2 separate regions of the Homo sapiens genome follow, and region 1 is linked to region 2. A link is a contact called in ENCODE Hi-C data. All regions are on one chromosome and are shown on one strand. The core of a region is the stretch at or near the end of the contact, and the rest is flanking DNA. Distances in the headings are between cores, read along the strand shown. Region 1 holds the start of GALNT2 (polypeptide N-acetylgalactosaminyltransferase 2). Region 2 holds the start of PARP1 (poly(ADP-ribose) polymerase 1).

Region 1 (3,222 bases), core at 20-2,519, 3.7 Mb after region 2:
CTTTCTATTTATAAAGAGGTGACAACCCTGTACTTCACTTAAGTCCTTGGCAATAGTGGAGGGAGCTCAGTTGGAATTTGGTATCTTTTCTTTCTTCTACTTAAGTAATTTAATGTTCAGTTCATGGCATTCTCTCTAAGTAATGCTGAAGGCTTGTTTTTGTTTCGTTGAGGATATGGGTACGGACTTATATCAGGCAGCTGCCATTATCCTCTGACCGAGAAGCTCCTGAAAACATTTAATATATCAAGTTCTAAGTAAAATTTCTGTCTTTCTTAGGAACACTGGAAGCTTTGCGTGTTGCAAGGGCATCACCAAGGTTACATAGATTATGTTACAAGACAGATCGTTTTCTTGTATCGTTAAAGATGCTTAATGTGCTTTTTAAAGAACGCAACGAATGAGAAAGAAAAGATTTTAAACAATATATTATTGCTTTCCTTCTTCCTCATTTTGTGTTTATTGAAAAGAACAACTCTACCATTGATAGCTCTGTCACCCACAGAAAAATGTTCTTTTGAAAATTACCTTCTCAGTTCCTACCAACTCAAAACCTCCACATCTGCCTATATAGATAAATAAAATCGATACCAGCGGGTCAGGAATGTTTTGCTGCAAGATTAGTGAGAAAACTGCAGCAAGCAGCAGCAAAGTCGGGTTCAAGCGGGCGGTTTGCACCAAAAACTCAGGTCAGTTGGCCAATAAGAGCAAGCCCGTTAAGGGTCTGAGGTGGCCCCAAAGACCAAGGCTGAAGAGGTGACAGTCTGGGCAGGAAGCACCGAGGCCACTACCGCCCCCGTAATCGAGAGGCCCCGTGTGCGTGAGCAAGGCTCTTTGCCCACGTGTGCGCGCGCTCCAGTCGGGTCCCGGGGCAGCCACCTGTCACTCACGGGGGAGGGGGCGGCCGGCGGGGGGAGCACGCTGAGGGGCGGGCGGCCGGGGGCGGGGCGGCGCCCAGGCCCTCACGGCGGAGCCCGGCGTGCTGCAGCCATGGAGACGCGGCAGTCCCCTCCCGCGGCCCGCGCCCCGGCCCCCGCAGCCGCCGCCGATTGGTCGCCCTTTGCTCCCTGACCCCCCTCGCCGCCTCCGAGGCCGCTGCTTCCTGCTCTGGTGCCGCGCGGCGCCGCCGGCCCGGGGCGGAGCTCGGGCGCCGAGTGCGCGCCGCCGCCGAGCAGTAGCACCGCGCGGGAGGAGGAGCCGCCGCCGCGCCCTTCCCCTTCCTCCGCTCCTCCCCCGGCCCCCACCGCGCCCGCGGCCGGCCCAGGCAGCACTCGCGAGCAGCGGCGGCCCCGCCGGCGGCCGAGTTGGGAGAATGCGGCGGCGCTCGCGGATGCTGCTCTGCTTCGCCTTCCTGTGGGTGCTGGGCATCGCCTACTACATGTACTCGGGGGGCGGCTCTGCGCTGGCCGGGGGCGCGGGCGGCGGCGCCGGCAGGAAGGTGAGTGGAGCGCCCTGCCGCGGCCGGGCCCCTGCGCCCACCCCCCACCCTGCGCCCCTGTCCCCTGCCCTCTCCGCGCCGCCCCTGCGCTCCTCCGCCCGGACCTCCGCTCGCGTCGCCCGCCCTCGTCCCGGGCCTCCGCGCCGAGTGCCCAGGGCAGGGGTGCACCCGGCCCCTCTGCGCACGCCGGGCTCCGAAAGGGCGGCCCCCGCAGCCTTTCTCTGCCCCCTCTCGTGGACGTCGCCCCTCTCTCTGCTCGTCGTAATTCGAGTCTTGTCCGGCCGCCGGGAGCCCCATCCCCTGCGGTTGGAAGTTTAGGGATGGGGGTGTTGGGAAACACAAAGGGGGTGGGGAGGAGAGGAGAGAGAGGCGACCGCTTTTCCAACGCGTCATGTACAGCAGGAGAGAGGAGTCCAAGTTTCTTTTCAGCCCTTTGATACCAGCGGCTGCAAATCCTCGTCCCTTTCCCCCTGTCACTCCGCGGGGCGTGGGTTCCGTGTTTCTGCCACCTTCTTTGCCCTTTACCTTTGGGGGGCAGGGGCGGCCGCTCCCGTGCCAAGTAAAGCCCCAGGGCCCGTGCGAGCCAGGGGCCAGTGCGCCCCTGCGCCCCGAGCGAGGCCAGTCCCGGCCGTTCCCTTGCGGCCCCAGCGTTACCCTCTGCCCAACCCGGCCCCCGGCCCTCCCGCGCGAGCCGGACGTGGCCTCCTGCGCTTGCATTTTCCATCCCCACTCCCCGCTTCAGGGAGAATCCCTCTTCTGTGGCTGTGTTTTTAACATGCTCCAGGGGCCGAGTGATCTGGCTGTGGGGACCGTGTGAGCCGCTCTGCGGTTCCGCGTCCTCGTGCCGCCGCTCCGGACGGCCGGGCCCTGGGCATTCGGGAGGATGGTGAGCGCCGAGAGGAGCCGGGACAGCGCGGTCCTGCGGCCGAGCGCCGGCCGGGAGAGCAGGGCGTCGGGCTGTGTGCTGGAGCATGCCGGCAGGGGACGTTTGTAGTGTTTTACTGGCTCCTCGGCTTTGAAAGCAGCGTTATCTTTTCCGAATTCCTGTAACCCTCGTTACTGTGACATTTAGTGTCACCGCAAACCCAGAAAATTCTGAGTTAATGGAGATGGACTACGGGTGGTTGGGTTGGAACAAGAGAGTGGTATCCTGAAACAAGCCAGAGGGAACTAACTAGATGAACAGACTTCAGTTCTGAAGTCAGACCCCTAAATGTCCACGCCGGGGTTTGGCTGCTTCAGAGGTTTTTTCTTTGCTTCATTCATTCATTCATAGCCGAAGATGTTAGGTGGAATGGGTGCCTTATGTGGTTTCTGGTAAATTACGTGGATTTGTTTTATCTAGAAGGGCAGAAATAAAGCCCTCTTTCCACGTGCTGAATCGGCCTAGCTTCTGAGCTGACATTGTACTCTTAGCGTTGTTTTTGTAAAAAATGGTATAGGTAGTATATGTACGCGAAGACTTGGTTTATTCTTGAACAGCAAAGAGCATGCAGGCAGCAAAAGCCGTGCAGTCCATTCAGAGATATAATCGTGTAAAACTGGAATGATTTTTAAAACTTTGCTTCCCGGTAAACTGTGCCTTGGCCACTCTGCATAGCCTGGTGTGCTGGTGAGACCTGGCAAAGCTTTCTGCCTTTCATGCAAAGAAAACCAAACACATAAGCCACCCTTGGCGTTTCTCTTTCCTTAGTCTGCCACTTTCATTAGTACACGTGATTAGAAAGAGCAAGCGTGCTCGTTCGCCTCCCGGAGGCTGATTCCTCACTCTGGTGGGCTTCAGT
Region 2 (3,496 bases), core at 585-3,084:
GGAGATGGAGATATCAATTTTTTCTTATCTAAACTCATGGACCTCTTGCCTTCTACCTACCATCCCACAGACCCTGGGTTAAGAGCTCCTGCACCAGGAGTGAGAACTTCATAACAGGCTGCCTTGTATATTCAAAGTAAGTTCTAGGTTCCTTAGTGGGCAACAAGGCTCTTCAAATTGTAGGCCCTGTCTACTTCCCTATTCTCATCTTTCTGCTCCACTTCTGTGAATTAACGACTCCTAATCAAGCTTCCACCCTTAGCTGGGTCATCTCGGACTCCTAGGCACACAATGCCTAGAGCACAGCTCCATCAGGTGGCATCCATCCTCTCTTACGGTAACGTTTGTTTACCAGTCATTTCCCGTTTAACCAAACTGGAAATTCCCAAAGGTGGATTCTGTGTCCTTAAAACCTAACAGAGTGCTTAGAACTTAAAAAATGCCTACCAAATAAGCACTGTGTGCCACGTACTGACTTAGGTATGCCCCGAGGACACCAAGATGACAGGCATATTGTGAAATAAGATAACGGAAGTACACCTGGCACTTGGGTATCCACTCGGTAAATGTCGCCCTCCCTTGTACTAAGTACTGAAAATCCACTGAGGGATATCTGGTCATTCCTAAAACACATTACAGCTCATGGAAGGGAGGAAAATCAAGCTACCTTGACCATGAGCACTAAGCTTGGGTAATATGTTGGAAGCGAGGAGGAACAGGGCAGATGAGAACCAGAATTATTAATACAAAGGTAGACATCGGCAAACTGGAAGCTGGAGGCAGGAGCCCCTGGGAAATGACAGGGGCCTTCAAGCCCACCACCTCACAGAAGGCTCAGGAAACCTCAGAAGGGGATTCAATCTATCAAAAAGCCCACATGAGAAACCCCCCTGGAGCCACTCTTACTCAAACCAGACAGCTGCAAATGCACCAAGAGAACGCGTCTGTGAATCTGGAAAATTTGGGGAAAATGTTACTTTAAAGCACAAATTAGGCTCAAAGTGAATGTACTGTACAGAAATGACACCTTTCTGCATAGTTCTGCCTAATTAAAATAAAAAATGAGAGTGAGCGTTTAAATGACGTGTTGAAATGACTGCCAAAAATAGGTTTAACAAAAAAAAAAAAAACCCACATGTCAGTCGCCACCATCCATGTAGAACAAAAACCCTCCAGAACAAGATAGGTCAAAATCAGATTAGCTTAAAGAGACCATGTACAATTCCCCCCCAACCCCTGAGGCGAACGGCAGTAATAAAACACCGCCACCCAGAAAGGAGAAGAGAAGAGGCTCCTCGTTTTCACAAAGCGAAAGGCAACACCAGCTGCAGACTTTATTTCCCGGGCTTTTCCTGCAACATCAGCAAAACCTTCCGGAAGGGTCGGCCGGGCCGCTCGGGAGGAGGGGCGGCCGCGGCCCCATAGGCCCCAAGTGCCGCTCCGAGGGCCCGGGCCCGCTCGCTCCCTGGGCCCGCCCTCCCCCAGCCTTCCCGGACACAGTTAACCCGGGGCGCCGCGTCCCCGCCCCGCCGCCCGCACAGCGGCCCGCACCTGCACCATGATGGCCATCCGGAGCGAGTCCTTGGGGATGCTCTCGCTGCATTTCTTGCAAGAGGCGCGCCCGCTCTTGGCGTACTCGACTCGATAGAGCTTATCCGAAGACTCCGCCATCCTCCCCTAGCTGCCGCCAAAGCTCCGGAAGCCCGACGCCACGACCTAGAAACACGCTGCCGCCTCGCCGCCTCGCGTGCGCTCACCCAGCCGCAGGCGCCTGAGCGGCCAGAGCCGCCACCGAACACGCCGCACCGGCCACCGCCGTTCCCTGATAGATTGCTGATGCCTGGCCGCGGGAACGCCCACGGAACCCGCGTCCACGGGGCGGGGCCGGCGGCGCGCGCGCCCCCTGCCGGCCGGGGGGCGGAGTTTCCCGGGCGCCTGCCGGGTGGAGCTCTGCGGGCCGCTGCCCTGGGGGCCGAGGCGGGGCTTGGGCTGAGCTAGTAGCTCTTTGGAGGACCCGGCGCCACCCCTTTGATTGTTCTGTCCCAGGAAGTCTTACTTGATTTCACAACTAATTTTACCCCCAACCCCTCCCCCTTTTATTTTTGAGACTGAGTCTCACCGCGCTGGAGTGCAGTGCCGCCATCATGGCTCACTGCAGTCTGGAACTCCTGAGCCCAGCGATCCTCCCACCTCAGCCTCCCGAGTAGCTGGGACTACAGGCGCTCACCACAACTGGCTAATTAAAAAAAAATTTTTTTTAGGGACAGGGTCTCGCCAAGTTGGCTAGACTGGTCTCAAACTCCTGCTACAAGTGATCTTCACGCCTCAGCCTCCCGAAGTGCTGGGATCAGGGGCATGAGCTACCACGCCGGCCCCAAACTCTTAAGTGTGTCCTCTCTCCCCTGAGGGCAGCTGGGTCCGGGAAGCGCAGGCCCCCGCCTCGGGAATATAGTTGATTGGCCCGAGGTGGACCCTGCAGTGCTAGGTCCACCCTCCTGGCTTGGACGGGCGTTCTAACCTGCCGTCCACAGACCGTCGGGACAAAATACCAACTGAAACCTAGCATTTCCTTTATTATGAATTTGACTACAAATACCAGGAGTATTAGCAGTACCTGTGACTTTGTGGGCAATAGTCATCACAGACGTTTTCATGTTACTTTACAGTTGTTGGTGATAACTCGAAATATTATTAAGCTCATCACTACTCGAAATTGTGGTAATGACTGCACCTGTTGCTATCAGATATTTTGTGTGTGTGTGTGTGTGTGTGTGTAAAGAAAGAGATGGGGAATCTCTCCATGTTGCCCAGGCTGGTCTTGAACCCCTGGCCTCAAGCAATCCTCCCACCTCGACTTCCCAAATTGCTGGGATTACAGGCATGAGCCACTGCACCTGGCCTAGATCTTGTTGTTTAATATAGAACTATACTTCAAAATATAGTTTATTAAAATTGGTTTCTTTTCTAATCCTATGCATTTTTTTTTTTCATTTCAAAGATTGTAACATGAGTGTGCTTTATTTGAAAATATTCAATTCTGGTATAGAGGATAAGAAAAATAAGCAGATGAATAAAACTCATAAAAAGTGTTAACCATAGAGAAGAAGCTAGTGGCTTAAGAGACAAGGATGTTGAGTAAGCAAGAAGGTTGTGAGACATAGGCCGAATCCTAAAAGTTAGTAACCAGTTAGATACGTTGAAGGTAGGCTGGGCACAGTGGCTCATGCCTATAATCCTAGCACTTTGGGAGGCTGAGGTGGCCGGATCCCTTGAGCCCAGGAGTTCAAGACCAGCCTGGACAACATGGCAAAACCTTGTCTCTACAAAAATTAGCTGGGGGTGGTGGCAGGTGCCTGTAGTCCCATCTACTCGGGAGGCTGAAGTGGGAGGATCACCTGAGCCCTGAAGGTTGAGGCTGTGGTGAGCCATGATAGTGCCACTGGACTCTAGCCTGGGTGACAGTGTGACCCTGTCTCAAAAAAAAAAAAAAAAGATA

What was found. Hi-C counts contacts between places; a loop is a spot of excess contacts on that map. Pooled maps may share reads with other maps.
Region 1: a map of CD8-positive, alpha-beta T cell shows a loop between it and region 2 (15-fold over the local background). The contact joins the promoter of GALNT2 here to the promoter of PARP1 in region 2. A Hi-C loop is called at or near these places in 2 of 168 maps with a recorded cell type or tissue (CD8-positive, alpha-beta T cell and naive thymus-derived CD4-positive, alpha-beta T cell) and 6 of 50 pooled maps.

What each region holds. Positions count from the first base shown.
Region 1 is chr1:230,065,969-230,069,190 of GRCh38, forward strand. GALNT2 (polypeptide N-acetylgalactosaminyltransferase 2) reads left to right here and starts at 1,270. Exons shown (of 16, transcript NM_004481.5): 1 at 1,270-1,438. The coding sequence starts at 1,313. RefSeq lists enhancers at 486-645, 3,000-3,079 and silencers at 776-1,585, 2,026-2,085.
Region 2 is chr1:226,406,259-226,409,754 of GRCh38, forward strand. It overlaps PARP1 (poly(ADP-ribose) polymerase 1), which reads right to left and starts at 1,835. Exons shown (of 23, transcript NM_001618.4): 1 at 1,552-1,835. The coding sequence starts at 1,671. RefSeq lists enhancers at 400-459, 2,050-2,179, 2,358-2,502, silencers at 1,410-1,509, 1,760-2,019 and a cis regulatory region at 2,430.